Linked DNA regions of Mus musculus: region 2 is linked to region 1. A link is a contact called in ENCODE Hi-C or POLR2A ChIA-PET data. All regions are on one chromosome and are shown on one strand. The core of a region is the stretch at or near the end of the contact, and the rest is flanking DNA. Distances in the headings are between cores, read along the strand shown.

What was found. A loop is a pair of places that touch in the nucleus more often than their neighbours do. ChIA-PET counts read pairs that join two places held with the same protein, here RNA polymerase II (POLR2A).
Region 2: a map of heart shows a loop between it and region 1 (4-fold over the local background). The contact joins the promoter of Fcf1 here to the promoter of Ltbp2 in region 1. A Hi-C loop is called at or near these places in 8 of 37 maps with a recorded cell type or tissue (Patski, heart and left cerebral cortex). POLR2A ChIA-PET finds 5 or more read pairs at or near these places in 4 of 5 experiments (Patski and embryonic stem cell).

The regions. Positions count from the first base shown.
Region 1 is chr12:84,872,193-84,879,341 of GRCm38, reverse strand. Ltbp2 (latent transforming growth factor beta binding protein 2) reads left to right here and starts at 2,851. Exons shown (of 36, transcript NM_001370743.1): 1 at 2,851-3,586. The coding sequence starts at 3,111. D030025P21Rik (RIKEN cDNA D030025P21 gene) reads right to left here and starts at 3,540. Exons shown (of 1, transcript NR_028577.1): 1 at 1-3,540.
Region 2 is chr12:84,968,054-84,975,202 of GRCm38, reverse strand. It overlaps Fcf1 (FCF1 rRNA processing protein), which reads right to left and starts at 4,273. Exons shown (of 8, transcript NM_028632.2): 1 at 4,238-4,273; 2 at 3,921-3,988; 3 at 2,142-2,213; 4 at 964-1,112. The coding sequence starts at 4,240. It overlaps Arel1 (apoptosis resistant E3 ubiquitin protein ligase 1), which reads left to right and starts at 4,354. Exons shown (of 20, transcript NM_178065.5): 1 at 4,354-4,574.

The DNA.
Region 1 (7,149 bases), core at 1,602-4,101:
CCACATGAACATGCACGCGCGCACACACACACAAACATACACTGTCCACTCAAGTGACAGAGCCTAGAACAACAGGGCCTTCTGAAGAGAAGTATAGGACACAGTTAAGTAGAACAGGTCTTTTACCAACTACCTTGGTTCCTGCCCATAGGTGAAAAAGATGGAGTTAGCCACTGGGGCAAGAACTCTCTGGTCAACTTAGAAGCCGGGGTTCAGGTTTCCCTGAGCCTGAGGACACTCCTAATGCAGGCCACCATCTGGCAGAAGAGGAGATGCTATGACTGCTGTCTTTTTTTCTGGTGCTCGGGCAATCGATGGCTATTACAGATCTCCCCACCACCACAGATGCCAAGACACAGTAAGAGAGTTCTTGGCAGCTACTAATGTGCATCTTTAGAAACTGAGCAAGAACACATATGAAGAAACTCACATGCACTTCCTGATGGAGAATTGTAACTGTGGAACTTTGCTAGAATAGTCTACATGGTAGGGAAGTTAAGTAGCCACCTTACCATTGCCTGGCCTGGCAGGGACTGGAATGTCTCTTGGGGCAAGGAATGCAGGATTGCCAAGAGGTTGGTCAAAGATGACTTTGCTATGACAGTTTGGGGTGGAACACACACACACACACACACACACACCCAAAGAACCCACACATGCCTATGAATGAGCTGACCAATGCTTGGGCATCAGCTAAATAAGACTTTGTTACTCCTTTTCTGACACTTCCTGTGGAAACATGACCCTGGAGAGCCAGAGCGTGAAAGGGGAGTCTGAAGAACAGATCCGACCCCACCCACCCCACTTTCCCCACTATAGGGCCTGCAGCTTTTTCATGAGGATACAGTGGGGAGAGGAAGAGGATTAAATTAGATATGATCGTGATGGAATTGAATAGCTTTCAACTCTTTAGCTTCTAAAGTTGATCTTAGTTACAAAGGCTACTTAGTTACTTAGTTCTTGTATCTGGTAGAAATTGGCAAGCCAAGGACCCTGTCTGACATGTATTAAGTAAAGAAGAATGGAGCTAAAGAGAGCTGGTGGTGAAGAGCACTTGCTGTCCCTAGAGGTCCCTAGTTCCCAGCCACCTTGGGTGGCTCACAATCACCTGTAAGTCCGGCTCCAGGAGATCCTGTGTAACTGGCTTCCAAAGGACCCTGCACTCGTGTGCACACACCCATATGTAGACATATACACACACCTACACATAGCTGAAAATAATTTTTTAAAATATGTTTTAAAAGAGGAGGGAAGAACTGGGAGGTGGCACCGTATGCCTTTAATCCCAGTACTCAGGGGACAGACAAATCTCTGAGCTGAAGGCCATCCTGTCTTACAAAGGAGACAGCCAGAGCTAAACAGAGAAACTCTGTCTTGAGAAAAACCAAAACCAAAGAATAACAACAAAAACCAAACCAACCCAAGACAACAACAAAGCCCCAGGAAATGATTTCCCCTTGTAAGTGGGCAAGCTTGGGTATTTCCTCACAGGAATGGGAAGCGGAAGAACACACATGGCCACTGTAGGGGCCGATGTTTGCTCTGTGAGGTGAAATGAAGAGGTAGTCCTGAAGACCTCTTGGAGATGAATACTCTAGGTAGAGAGATGAGCCGTCACAATGCATCAAACATTTGCCAAGCAGAGACTGTGAGGGTACTGTGTAATGAATACCGAGCAGGAGTAAGTTCAGATCGGTCAGAAAACCAGCCGGGCAGGGAGGACTCCGTAGGCCAGTGTCAAATATTGAGACTTTCTAATCCAGTTAGGTATTACTTAGGATTCTGGGAAGGGAGGGGCTGGTATGGGAAGTTGTAATTGGTGCCTTTACAGGCTCTTTTATCCTGTCTGCTTAGGAGCCAGTAGGCTGTGAAAACACTTTCAGGAAAACCATATATGCCTAGCCTTTTAGGCTTTGGGGCATGGGACACAGGGAAGAAGGTTAATTTAGGTGGGAGGCAACGGACATCCCTGTCCCCTTCAATACAAGAAGGTGTGAGAACCCGGCCCAGCAGGGCTCAAAGGCTCATGCAGCCCCTTGGGGAAATTCTCCAAGGAATGAGGGGCGGTGGTAGGAGTTCAAAGAGTGGACTGTGGGCCAGAGGCCACTAGCCTGGGTTTTATTTCCATCTTTAGCAATACTCTCCTTTAGTCACCTTATTCAAGAGGCTCCATGCCTACCTTTGTAAAAAGAGAACAACTCTTCCAGCGGGCATCCACCATCACCATAGGCCCAGGTCAAGGCTTGGCGCCACAGGAAGCAGATTAAGATCTAGGCTCTAAGCAGGTTGGCAGAGTGTGTCGCTACAAAACACGGTGGCCAAGGGTGTGACCAGCTCCACCAGGGGGCGCGCGCCCCAAGTTGCCCTTCCCCATAGGCAACCGGCTCTTGGGAGCTGCCCCAGGGACACCTGCATTCTCGCCTAGCGCCCCCAGCGGTCAGAGGTGGAAGCAACGAGACCAGGCGCGCATGCCTCGGGCTCGGTCCCCATTACTCCGGTCTGGGTACCTTCCCCAGCTTCCTTCAGGCCCGAGAAGCAGTTCATCTGGGTCCGTGAGGTCAGGAACAGAAAATACATCCAGGACAGGTGGACAACTTGAGTTTGCCCAGGACAGGAAAAAGGCAGCTCAGGTGCGCTGGTCCAGGCAGACGCCATCTGTCTTTCCAGTCCCCGGGTCTGCCCTGTCGCCCGCAGCTCCTCACGGGTTAATCCCCTCGCCGCCCGCTCGCTTCTCGGTGCCAAAGAGGGTGTTGCTGGAATTCTTGTCTCCCGTAATAAGGGGGCCGAGCTGTCCCTCCAAGGAGGGGGGCATGGCGTGGATAAAAGAGGCGAAAAAGCAGGGGGCGGTTTCCAAAAATAAAACCCTTCGGTTCCCCTTCAGACGGCGGCAGTGCGGGAGCGAAGGTGCGGCAGGCTCGGGCTCGGTGCGCAGCCCGGGCAGCTCACGCCATACAGCCCTTACCTAGGAACCCCTGGACCCCCAAACGGCTGTTTCAGAGGTCCCCTAGACGGGAAGGGGCAAGTCGCCAGGCGGGTCTGTGGAGCGAACGATGGAAAGCACCTCCCCGCGAGGTCTCCGGTGCCCACAGCTCTGCAGCCACTCTGGCGCCATGAGAGCGCCGACCACCGCTCGCTGCTCCGGATGCATCCGACGGGTGCGTTGGAGGGGCTTCCTGCCACTTGTCCTGGCTGTCTTGATGGGGACAAGTCATGCCCAACGGGATTCCATAGGGAGATACGAACCAGCTAGCAGGGATGCGAATCGGTTGTGGCACCCCGTGGGCAGCCACCCCGCAGCGGCTGCAGCCAAGGTGTACAGTCTGTTCCGAGAGCCTGACGCGCCGGTCCCCGGCTTGTCGCCCTCTGAGTGGAACCAGCCGGCCCAGGGGAACCCTGGGAGGCTCGCAGAGGCCGAGGCCAGGAGGCCACCCCGAACCCAGCAGCTGCGTCGAGTCCAGCCACCTGTCCAGACTCGGAGAAGCCATCCCCGGGGCCAGCAGCAGATAGCAGCCAGGGCTGCACCTTCTGTCGCGCGCCTGGAAACCCCTCAGCGACCCGCGGCTGCACGGCGAGGGCGGCTCACCGGGTGAGCACTGAAGAGGGGATAGGGCTGGGGGCGGGGTGGAGCAAAGGGATGCGGGTATCCCGGACAGTTACGCCTTCAGTGGAGTGCGGGTCCTGTCCCTTTGTCCTCAGTAACTACTAGAGAAACCGCTCCGAGGTTCCGAAACCGGGGCTCGGACCAGCTTTCAAAAAGTTATTTTGGGGAAAATAAATCTACTATCTGTTCCCTTGGACACCAGTTCTCCCAGAACCCCGACGTTAAGCTCGTGTGCGTTTCTCACTCATTCTGTGCTGGGCTAACGAGCTGCAGTGGCTGGGTGGGCGCTCTGGGTTCTTGAGGCCCAGAGAAGGATAAACTGGCTCCGGGCGCCAGTAGGTGGAGGATCTGGGCGGGGGGGGGGGGGGGGGAGTGGGGACATCAGGGCGCGAAGACAGACGCATCTCCAGGAACGGGCTGACAGCGAAGCAGGCGCGCCAAGACAAGTGTATAGTCCGGGCTCAGGTCTGCTGGGACACGCAGAGGACTTAGGCAAGGGTTTAGGAGCTCTGTGAAAGAGAAGGCTGCCCTGACCTGTGCGAGGGACTGGGTCTGTGTTCCAGGAAGTCTAGATGTCAGCGTTGTTTGCACATTTTGAAAAGCCACGCCTCGCTCCAACTCTTCAACTTATTATTTTGCACCACTCGCTGCGGGTTCTGGACTCTGTTATCACAGGAGGTCCCCTCCCCGCCCCAACAACGCCTTGCCCAGGATTTAATGAGTTGGGGACCTCTCCTGAGTACCCAGGTGTCTCTGGAGTGAAGGCACAGGAGCCTGGCAATGCCAGACTGGGCAAGGTGCAATTGATTAGTCTAGGAGGGGCTTTGGCAGCCCTTGGCCTGAGCCTGGTTTATCTGTCCGTTGTAGTTCCAGGTAGCATTCCCGTTGCTTGTACGCCTAGTCCCACTACAGAGGATCTTCTGCCTCCTGCTCTGCACACATACTCTTCTCTTGCCTGCAACGGTCTTCTGTATCTTAGCAAAGTTCACCGTGTCTCATCCCTTCTGTGCCCTCATCCAGCTTTATGCTTTCTTATAGCATTTATTCCCCCCTCACGTATTTCTATTTCTATGTATGTGTTCAAACTTATACAAGTTCTGCTTAAGCAGGGTTTTGTTAGCTTTCATGTTCCCAGCAGATCAGTGCCTGCACGTAGCTGGCCCTCTCTGCGTCTAAATGAATTCCCTACTAACCTTTGGAGGCCTAGCCTAAAGTCTGCAGGGCATAGAGCTGAGTGCTGCCAAGTGGCTCCAGCGTAAGACCATTCAAGGAGAGTTAGCAGGACACCTGCCCCGTTTCAGCTTTCCCCTCTATTCTGACTTGTGCAGGCAACTGCATGATTACATGTGCTGAGCATGGGAGAGGGCTCGGGGACCCACAGAATACAAAACCTGCTGGAGGGCAAGCCAATGTCTTAAAATCAAGTTGGAGGCACGAGCAGTATGTGCTGGTGAATGTGTTTCTAAAAGCACAGGACAATTCTGTCAAGGGCAATGGAGCAGTACAATATAGTGAAGATGGTCAGGGAAGAGACACTGACCTGGGGCCCTAGAGCATAGACGAGGAAGGAGAGGGCCAGAGTGGCACATCTGGAGATGAGGCTGCCATGCAGGCTTAACTCAGAACTAGGGCTTTTCACCATAAGCTTTTGCCCCTGGTATAGGGGAGCCGGGGGCTGAGGCTGAGATGAAGTCTGGCTGTCATAGGGAGGGGATGGTTATGCTGCAGGCTTGTGTGTGCTTGTGTGTGTGTGTGTGTGTGTGTGTGTGTGTGTGTGTGTGTGTGTGCGCGCGCATGCATGCGCATTGCAAGGTGCTGTTAGAAGTCAGAAAGTGAAGCAAAGCAGACTGTCACTAGGACAAAGCTGACAGCAATGACCAGGTGTGAAGTTATGGGCACCTGCTAGATACACAGATGTATACCTGTGCTGGAGTTGGAGCCTCAGTTTTGTCTCCTGAAGCTTTGGTAGATAGATGTTGAGTTCTTCTGTCATCCCATTCATCTCTTGGGAAGGGGTCCCAAGACAAAATTATTCCTTAACTTCCTCAATCCAGGTCGATTCTGGCCGTCGTGTGCAGGTCAGATCTAGGGATCAAGTGCCATCTGCTGGTAGAATGTAGAACTACAGTTGCTAATTGAGGTTTTTTTTTGTTTTTGGTTTTGGTTTGAGTTTTTTTTTTGGTTTTGTGTGTGTGTGTGTGTGTGTGTGTGTGTGTGTGTGTGTTGTTCTGTTCTGTTTTGTGGAACCCCTTTAATATGCACTATTATGAAAACCCTGGGAATATAGCAGTAGATAAAATAGACAAACTGCCAGGTGGTGGTGATGCACGCCTTTAATCTCAGCATTCTGAAGGCAGAGGCAGGCAGATCTCTGAGTTTTAGAGTAGTCTGGTCTACAGAGCCAGTTCTATGATACCGAGAGCTACACAGAGAAACCCTGTCTGGAAAAACAAAAACAGTAACAGCAACAAAACCAAAAGAAAGAGAGAAAGAGAGAAAGAAAGAGAGAAAGAGAGAGAGAAAGAGAGAAAGAAAGAAGAGAGAAAGAAAGAAAGAAAGAAAGAAGGAAGGAAAGAGACACAAAAATCTTTTCCTTATGGAATTGTTAATGTACTGGAGATGAAAAAAAATACATGTGTCAGACATTGTGCTAAATGTCTGAGGGGCAGTCGTGAGCCGTGTAGCTGTGTACTACAATCTACAGGGGACTTATTGATTCCAGTACTGTCTTAGTCAGGGTTTCTGTTCCTGGACAAAACATCATGACCAAGAAGCAAGTTGGGGAGGAAAGGATTTATTCAGCTTACACTTCCACACTGCTGTTCACCACCAAGGAAGTCAGGACTGGAACTCAAGCAGGGCATGAAGCAGGAGCTGATGCAGAGGCCATGGAGGGATGTTCTTTACTGGCTTGCTTCCTTCCCCTGGCTTGCTCAGCCTGCTCTCTTATAGGACCCAAGACTACCAGCCCAGAGATGGTCCCACCCACAAGGGGTCCTTCCCTCTTGATCACTAATTGAGAAAATGCCTTACAGTTGGATCTCATGGAGGCATTTCCTCAACTGAAGCTCCTTTCTCTGTGATAACTCCAGCTGTGTCAAGTTGACACAAAACTAGTCAGTACAAGTACTTAGTGTTTCTTGACCATCTTAATATTTTGTTCATATTCTCTTGTTCTCGCTCCTTCCACCAAGTGGGTTCCAGGGATTGAACTCAGCTGGAAGGCTTGGCCAGTGCTTTTGTCTGATGAGCCACCTTGCCAGCTTCTTCTCTTTGTCAATACATCATTACAGTAACAGGACTCCGTGTTATATCTTTTGATGTAAATTATGAAACTATGCATGAATACCAAAAGGCATTGGAGATAGCAGGGCTCACAAGTTAGTTTACTTTCATTTTTTTCTTCTCTCACATATTACAGCCCAACTGCAATTCCCCTTCCTCTCCCTCTGCCAGTCCCTCTAACCCCAGGTCCTCTTCATTTTCTTTCAGAAAAGGGCAGACTTCCCATGCATACCAGCCCAACTTGGCATATCATATCAAAGTTG
Region 2 (7,149 bases), core at 3,024-5,523, 94 kb before region 1:
AACAACAACAACAAAAAAAACAAAACCCAAAAGGCAACAGACCTACTCACAGCAGCTACCACAGCTTTCTATCTGCAGAAAAGAATGCAGCATATCTGTGATGCTTAGTAAGACAAACCACAACAATGTATGCCGATGTGTCTTTTTGAAAAAAGAAATGCAAAATTTCCCTTTAATTATAGTAATTTATTCCACTCTGAATGTCATTTGTCTGTTTAACAGAGCAACAACTTATGAATAGGAACCTATCATAAAATGAAGCAATTTTTTTTTTTTTTTTTTTTTTTGGTCAGTGTTTTGCAGTGGTAGGGACTAATCCCAGAGCTCCTCACACACTAGGAAGTGCTCCACTATTGAACCACTGAGGTACTTCCCTTACCCAAAAAACATAACACGCCTCACTATCAGGAAGCTATTCTCTTGGATACGGCTTAGCTTTCTTTCTCCCACTCAGGATTACGACAGAAGGGGATGCCCAAATAAACATGGGAACACTACACACTGGGGCATAAGCTACCTCAGGTCCTATGCAATACAAATGAACTCTAACTGGATAAACGTGCGTGAGAACTGCCTAGTGTTTGACTTCTAGCTGTGTTCCCGTAAGTGGAAATAGGCTTTACTTAGCTTTCCTAGGGTAGACTGGAATTGAGGATATATCCTGCTTAATAGAAATGTACATACCAAAAACAGATTTTCATTTGTTCAGAATTTTAAAACCCAGGCTCAAAATTGACGTCTCTAATGAGAGTGAAAGCACTGCTTTCCAATTGTGAGAATTTAATTACTCCTAGTCAAGCATGCATTAGATCTCGACGGAGTGAACGCTGCCATTGCTAGGTACACTGGAAACTAAGTGGCCCTTGGATAACTTACTGGGTCTTCACTCACCCTCTTTATGGATTTGCACGAGTATGATTGTTTTGTACAGATGTCACAGAAATACAAAAGCATGATACTCACACTTGGCATACAGACAGTCCATCATTGACTGCACTAAGTCCAGTTTGGCCTTAATGGAAAAGTTGATGAAGTTGGTATCGACAAGGATGTGGTAAGGTGGACCCAGCTGTGTATTATACTGGAAGAACAAGCAGGAAGGATGCTGGGGGCTGAAAGGAGAAAGAAAATAAGACCAAAGGCTGAAGTCTACATTGATAATTTTGATGTTAACAAAATGAAAACTGAAGTATCTGAGAAAGTTCACTATAGATAAACATCTTTTTCCCCTTTTTCACTGTAGGCAGGAAAGGGGCTGAGTAAATGGCTCAGCAGTTACAAGCACGCACTACTGCTCTTAGTTCCTCCACCGACCTTGAGTGTTCATTACTGCCTGTAACTCCAGCCCCAGGGGTGCTCCACCCTCAGCCTCCAGAAACCCAAACTCAAGTGCACATGCCCACAGAGACACATCGTGGCCACACATACACATAATTAAAGAAACTTTAAAAAGGAAAGTTGACAGCATGCTATTTTCAGGCTCACTAGAAAGCTCTGATATAACTTTAAAAACACAACTATTCCAAACGTAGCTCTTCCTCGATCTGGAGACTAGTCTTCGGGCACAGAAAGAATCTAGTTATCAGGATTAAAATCAATGCTATAGCACGTTGCCATTCTCAGAACCCTAAAATGGATGGAATGTAAACAGACTGTCTAGCATTAGGACCATAGCAGAGCCCACTACTCATCTAAAACCTCATGATGTTCCTGAGCCAGGAACTGCGGTGACAATACAGCCTCTGCGAATCCAGAGCAGGAAGATAAAATTATGCAAAATGTGCTCAGATTTTTCATGACGTTAAAGGTACTTATTTTAAAGGAATGACCTTCATCCAGAATATATAACCTCACCGATTTGTGGCAATATAGTCTCTCTTTTATGACATTTTAATGTGGCAAACAACAGAAATTATTTGTTTTAAAAGATTTTTTGAAGAGAAAAAAAGTTTAGTCCTAGTGCCTTCAGGGAAAATTTATTGCTCAATGGGATTCAAAACCTCAAAGCATGGAGATGAGAATGTGCCCCCCGATAGCACTTTCACTCGACAAGCAATGAAGTCAGGGAAGCCTGGAATCTTACAGGGCCACTGCTTTCTAGTGTCTGAGTGGAAAGGCAAGCTGACGCTTTTAGTACTCACACTTCTCTTTCCTTCAGCGCGCTCGGATCTTTCTTCTCTTTCTTCTTAGGCTTCAACCTATCCTTTTCTTTACTGCAAAAAAAGCAAATCCAGAGAAGGGAAACATGATGCAGTTGAAATTTCATTTGGAAGTTTCAGTTTGTTGGGGCTGGCCTAGCACGCGTGAAGCCCTGGGCTCAATCTCTATCACCTCAAGTTCCATTCTCTTTCTGCTACCAAAGAAATCCAGTTGTGGACTTTGTGATGTTAGCATCAACATATACTATGAGAACAAGTAAATAGAGCAGGAAGTAGCCAGAAAATATAAAAATTAATCAGTAAGGCTAATAAACTCAAGATGTTGTTAATGAATAAATTCTAATTATTAACTTTTTTCTTGGTATAAATGGGGGTTGATTTTACTCAAAGTACATTATATACCCACTTGAAAAATAACATAATGATATCTATTGTTATGTATAATATATGCTAAAAAAAAACAAAAACAAACCACGTGTAAGAGGCCGTGAAGAGGTTGTTATTAACCTGCTGAAGACTTCTGAATATCCCAAGGTAGGCATGGTGGCCCTCCTAGCTCCAGGGAGAGAGAGGCAGACAGAGCCCTAAAAATTCGAGGTCTGGTTTACATAGCAAGTTTCAGGGTAGCCAAGGCTACTTAGTGAGACCCTGTCTCAAACAACAACAACAACAACAACAACAACAACAACAACAAACCAAACCAAATCAAACCAAAAAGGACTCAAACCACAAGTTTAGGAGGAAAGTTTCTCCACGTTATTTATAAAGGCCTGAAACATAACACACGTATAAAATAAAGACTCAACACAAGGAAGTGATCAGTGGGACATTGTTAGATAAAATAAAAACCCACATCAGAAGCTGAGAATAATAATTCTGAAGGTTCTAATGACCACTCTCTTGTTCCGAAAATCTTAAACACGAAGAAGCCCAGTCTTCATTAAATTAACTGTTTACCCAGTCCTTACCGATACAGAGAAACTGGTTGAGTGTTCTTTATTTATTTTTATTTTTTTTTTTTAAAAGATTTATTTATTTATTATATGTAAGTACACTGTAGCTGTCTTCAGACACACCAGAAGAGGGAGTCAGATCTCGTTACGGATGGTTGTGAGCCACCATGTGGTTGCTGGGATTTGAACTCTGGACCTTCGGAAGAGCAGTCAGGTGCTCTTACCCACTGAGCCATCTCACCAGCCCCTTGAGTGTTCTTTATAATGGGAATATCATACTAGCATGTTCGAAGGTTCTGAATTCTTTTTTTGTTTGTTTGTTTGTTTTTTTTTCGAAACAGGGTTTCTCTGTATAGTCCTGGCTGTCCTGGAACTCACTCTGTAGACCAGGCTTCGAACTCAAAAATCCGCCTGCCTCTGCCTCCCGAGTGCTGGGATTAAAGGCGTGTGCCACCACCGCCCGGCAAGGTTCTGAATTCTTACAACTTATAAAATGGGACTATCTTGGACTTTTCCCATCGTCCTTTTTAAACTTGGGTGGCAGGACCTGAAGACAGCCATGGTATGACCTCCTCACCGGCTTTCCCACAACGATACCATGCCCTGCCCCACCGAATGTGTGACTATAATTCCATGCAACACAGACCTAAGACATTATAAGCAAAACAAAAAAACATCAAATGTTTCTACTTAGCCCATCGTGACTTCTGCAGTTTAAGAAACCAGTACATCAGATGTTTCTACTTAGCCCATCGTGACTTCTGTAGTTCTGATCAGTTTAAGAAACCAGTTGGTTCTGACCACTCACAGTCGCTCGTCTCTCAGACTGAGCATTCGCTTCATAGTCGCATATTTCCTTGTTTTCTTTTGCTTCCCCTTGAAACAGAAGTTTTCGAGTTAAAAAGAGCTGAAAACATCTTTTAAAGTTCTCTTCTATTTTTCTTGCCCCTCCCCAAACAGCACTCAGTCCCCCTCCCTACTCCCTTCGAACTAAGGCCAGAATGGAATTAAACAAACAAACAAACAAACAAACAAACAAGGAAGCACCGAGTCTATATCTGGCCAAAGGCTGAGCTCCCGTTTGCTCCCCAAAACTCTCTGACAAAGTTCTCCCACTCCGCTCACCATGTTCACGCCGCACTCCTGTTTCTTCCGGAATCGCTCGCAGCGCGACACTTTACGTCATCCTCACGCTCTTTCCGGCAAAGGCCAACCCGGAGGCGGAAGCTACTTTGGGAAACGTAAAAGCTCCGAGCCGGCTCCTAACGCTGGCGGAGATCGACACTGGAGATTTTTTTGGGGGGCGGGTGGAGGGTAGGATTTGTGCTGGATGAGGCCGCTGCTTCCTCGGACCCCAGAACTAGGACTTGGCCACGTTGCAGCCCCCGTTCGGGTAACGTTTTTCTTCACGCCGCAGCCGGAGGCAGAGCCCAGCCGACCGTAGGCACCAGAATTGCTGAAGGCGAGCGAGAGAAGAGGGGACGAGGGCAGAGGGGTCGGGAATCCTGGGCGTCCCATAGTTTGACAGTACATTCTGGTTTTCCTCTGGCACATCATTTCAGCCTTGGCTCTGTAGTTCAGCCTTGAGGCTCTGGTTATTGATTGGTTTTCCTCGCCGGCTTGGAACTTGTGAGGCTGGGCGTAAGATTCTTCGGAAAGAGAGGAATGTAATAGCGATGGAGGACATCCCCCCCCAATGTTCTCCCTCCGTCTCTGTCTGTCTGCATCTCTCTCTCTCTCTCTCTCTCTCTTCCCGTGTGTGTGTACGAGCACGAGCGTGCAGGTGCATCAGAGCAGAAATTCAGAGCAGAAGCCAGAGGAAGCTGCTTGTCTTTATCTTCCACTTTTTAGAAAACAGTCTGTCTTACCCAACCTGGAAACACCTCCACCTCCGGTTTTTGCTAGATTGACTGACCAAAAAGCCCCAGAGATACTCCCATCCCTGCCCTCCGGTGCTGGAGTGGACAAGCCCACTACTCCCCGGCTTGTTTTCTAACCAGATCCTGGGCAAACCAAACTCAGGGCTTCTTGCTTGGTCAGCAGGTATTTTACTCATTGAGCCAATTATCCCAGTCGCAGTGGCCTTTTTTAGACGATCACAAGAAAAACAGGTGCAGAAGCTTATATGTGCAACTACTTAGCAAGCCTGGAATGTGATGGGGAACAGTGCTCTTCGTTGTGAAGCCTGGTGTGCAGTCCTTAATGGGAGAGGGAGAATATGTGGGAATGAGAAAGCGAAACTGGGCAGTGTTTGGTTTTGTTTTCCGTTTGCTTGTTTGTCTTTGCTTTTAGGATGTATTCTAGTTGTTCTTAGCCATCCGGAGAGAGGTTTCTTTTACCCCTTGAGAGTCTGTGGAAGGCCAGGGACAGCTTTCCTGGAAGTGGATGTGCAGTTTATGAGACTTGTAGGCTATGTGAACTTCATCTTAGTTGACTCTTTTGATACCTTTGTTTTACCGATGTTGAAGCTGTGCCCTAGACGCTCAGAGGTCAGTTTGGTTCGCTTGTGATTTTCTTACTGCATGACACTGACCTAGTGTTACTGGGTTCAGAGGTGTTCGAGGTGTAACAGTGCGAGGCAGTGCATTGGTTATGGGACTCGGGCGTTTGACTGGCTGCAGTTCACTCCCTCTCTTGAGTTGCTTTATTTGCATTGCTTTGGGCCATCAGTTGGTGCCTCTGTTTCTTTGTGTATAAAGCTAAGCTCATCATCACAGCACCTATATTACCCAGACACCACTAGGACCGACCTGTGTTTTCATAGTCATAAGCATCGTCCCTAGAGATGCTTGCCATTAAAGTCTTTTCAGTCATTTCCTGTCAAGTTTTTCCAGCCCGAAAGGTTACACCACTTGAGTGTTCATGTGTTTTTTTACTATTTTGAAACTTGACCGTGTTGGCGAACCTCAGAACTCTTACTAAACTTTCAGGTCTCTATAACGGGTCATTTTGTGTCGGTTTGAATGTGAAACTGCTGTCCTTCCTGTTGTTCTCTTTGAGAGACTCATATGTGTGCAGGTCTCTCTGTTGTTCACACATCTGTGGGTTGTGAATTTTTGGTGTTGAAATCATTTTATTATTGACATGTCTTCAGAGACTTTACTTCTGCTTTACCCCCACCGGGAGTTCCTTATCTTTTCACAACAGGTTGTGTCTGCCAGGCTACCATTCATGGGTAGAATTAACAGCACCCATATTTTTAAAAAATGAAACATATACAGAAGTGGATGCTCACCGTCATCTATAGGATGGAACACAGGGCCCCCAATATAGGAGCTAGAGAAAGTACCCAAGAGCTGAAGGGGTCTGCAACCCTATAAGTGGAACAACAATATGAACTAACCAGTACCCCCAGAGCTCGTGTCTCTAGCTGCATATGTAGCAGAAGATGGCCTAGTCAGCCGTCATTGGGAAGAGAGGCCCCTTGGTCTAGCAAACTTTATATGCCCCAGTACAGGGAATGCCAGGGCCAAGAAGTGGGCTTGAGTGGGTAGGGGAGCAGGGCGGGGGGAGGGAATAGGCAACTTTGGGATAGCATTTGAAATGTAAATGAAGAAAATATCTAATAAAAAATGTGGGGAAAAAAAGAAACATGTTAGTGATTAGGCATTTAGCCGTTTTTTGGGGGTGGGAGATTAGAGACAGGGTTTCTCTGTGTAGCCCTGGCTGTCCTGGAACTCACTCTGTAGACCAGGCTGGCCTCGAACTCAGAAATCCGCCTGCCTCTGCCTCCCAAGTGCTGGGATTAAAGGCGTGTGCCACCACTGCCCACCGGTATTTAGCCTTTTTAATAAACATGGTCAATTATTAAAAAAAGAAAAACCATCTGGAGACTGATTAGAAAAGAGAGAGAGAAAGAAACAGAGACAGAGAGAGAAAAAGAGAGACAGAGACAGACAGACTGCATCCTTGTGCACTTGATTGAGAGCACTCAAAGAGAAAATTGCCGAGCTAGGTAATTTGTAACTTGCTTTTAAATTCAGGGACTGAAAGAAAAGCCCTTTCCTCTCAAGCTTGAAATCTGTTTTTTTTTTTTT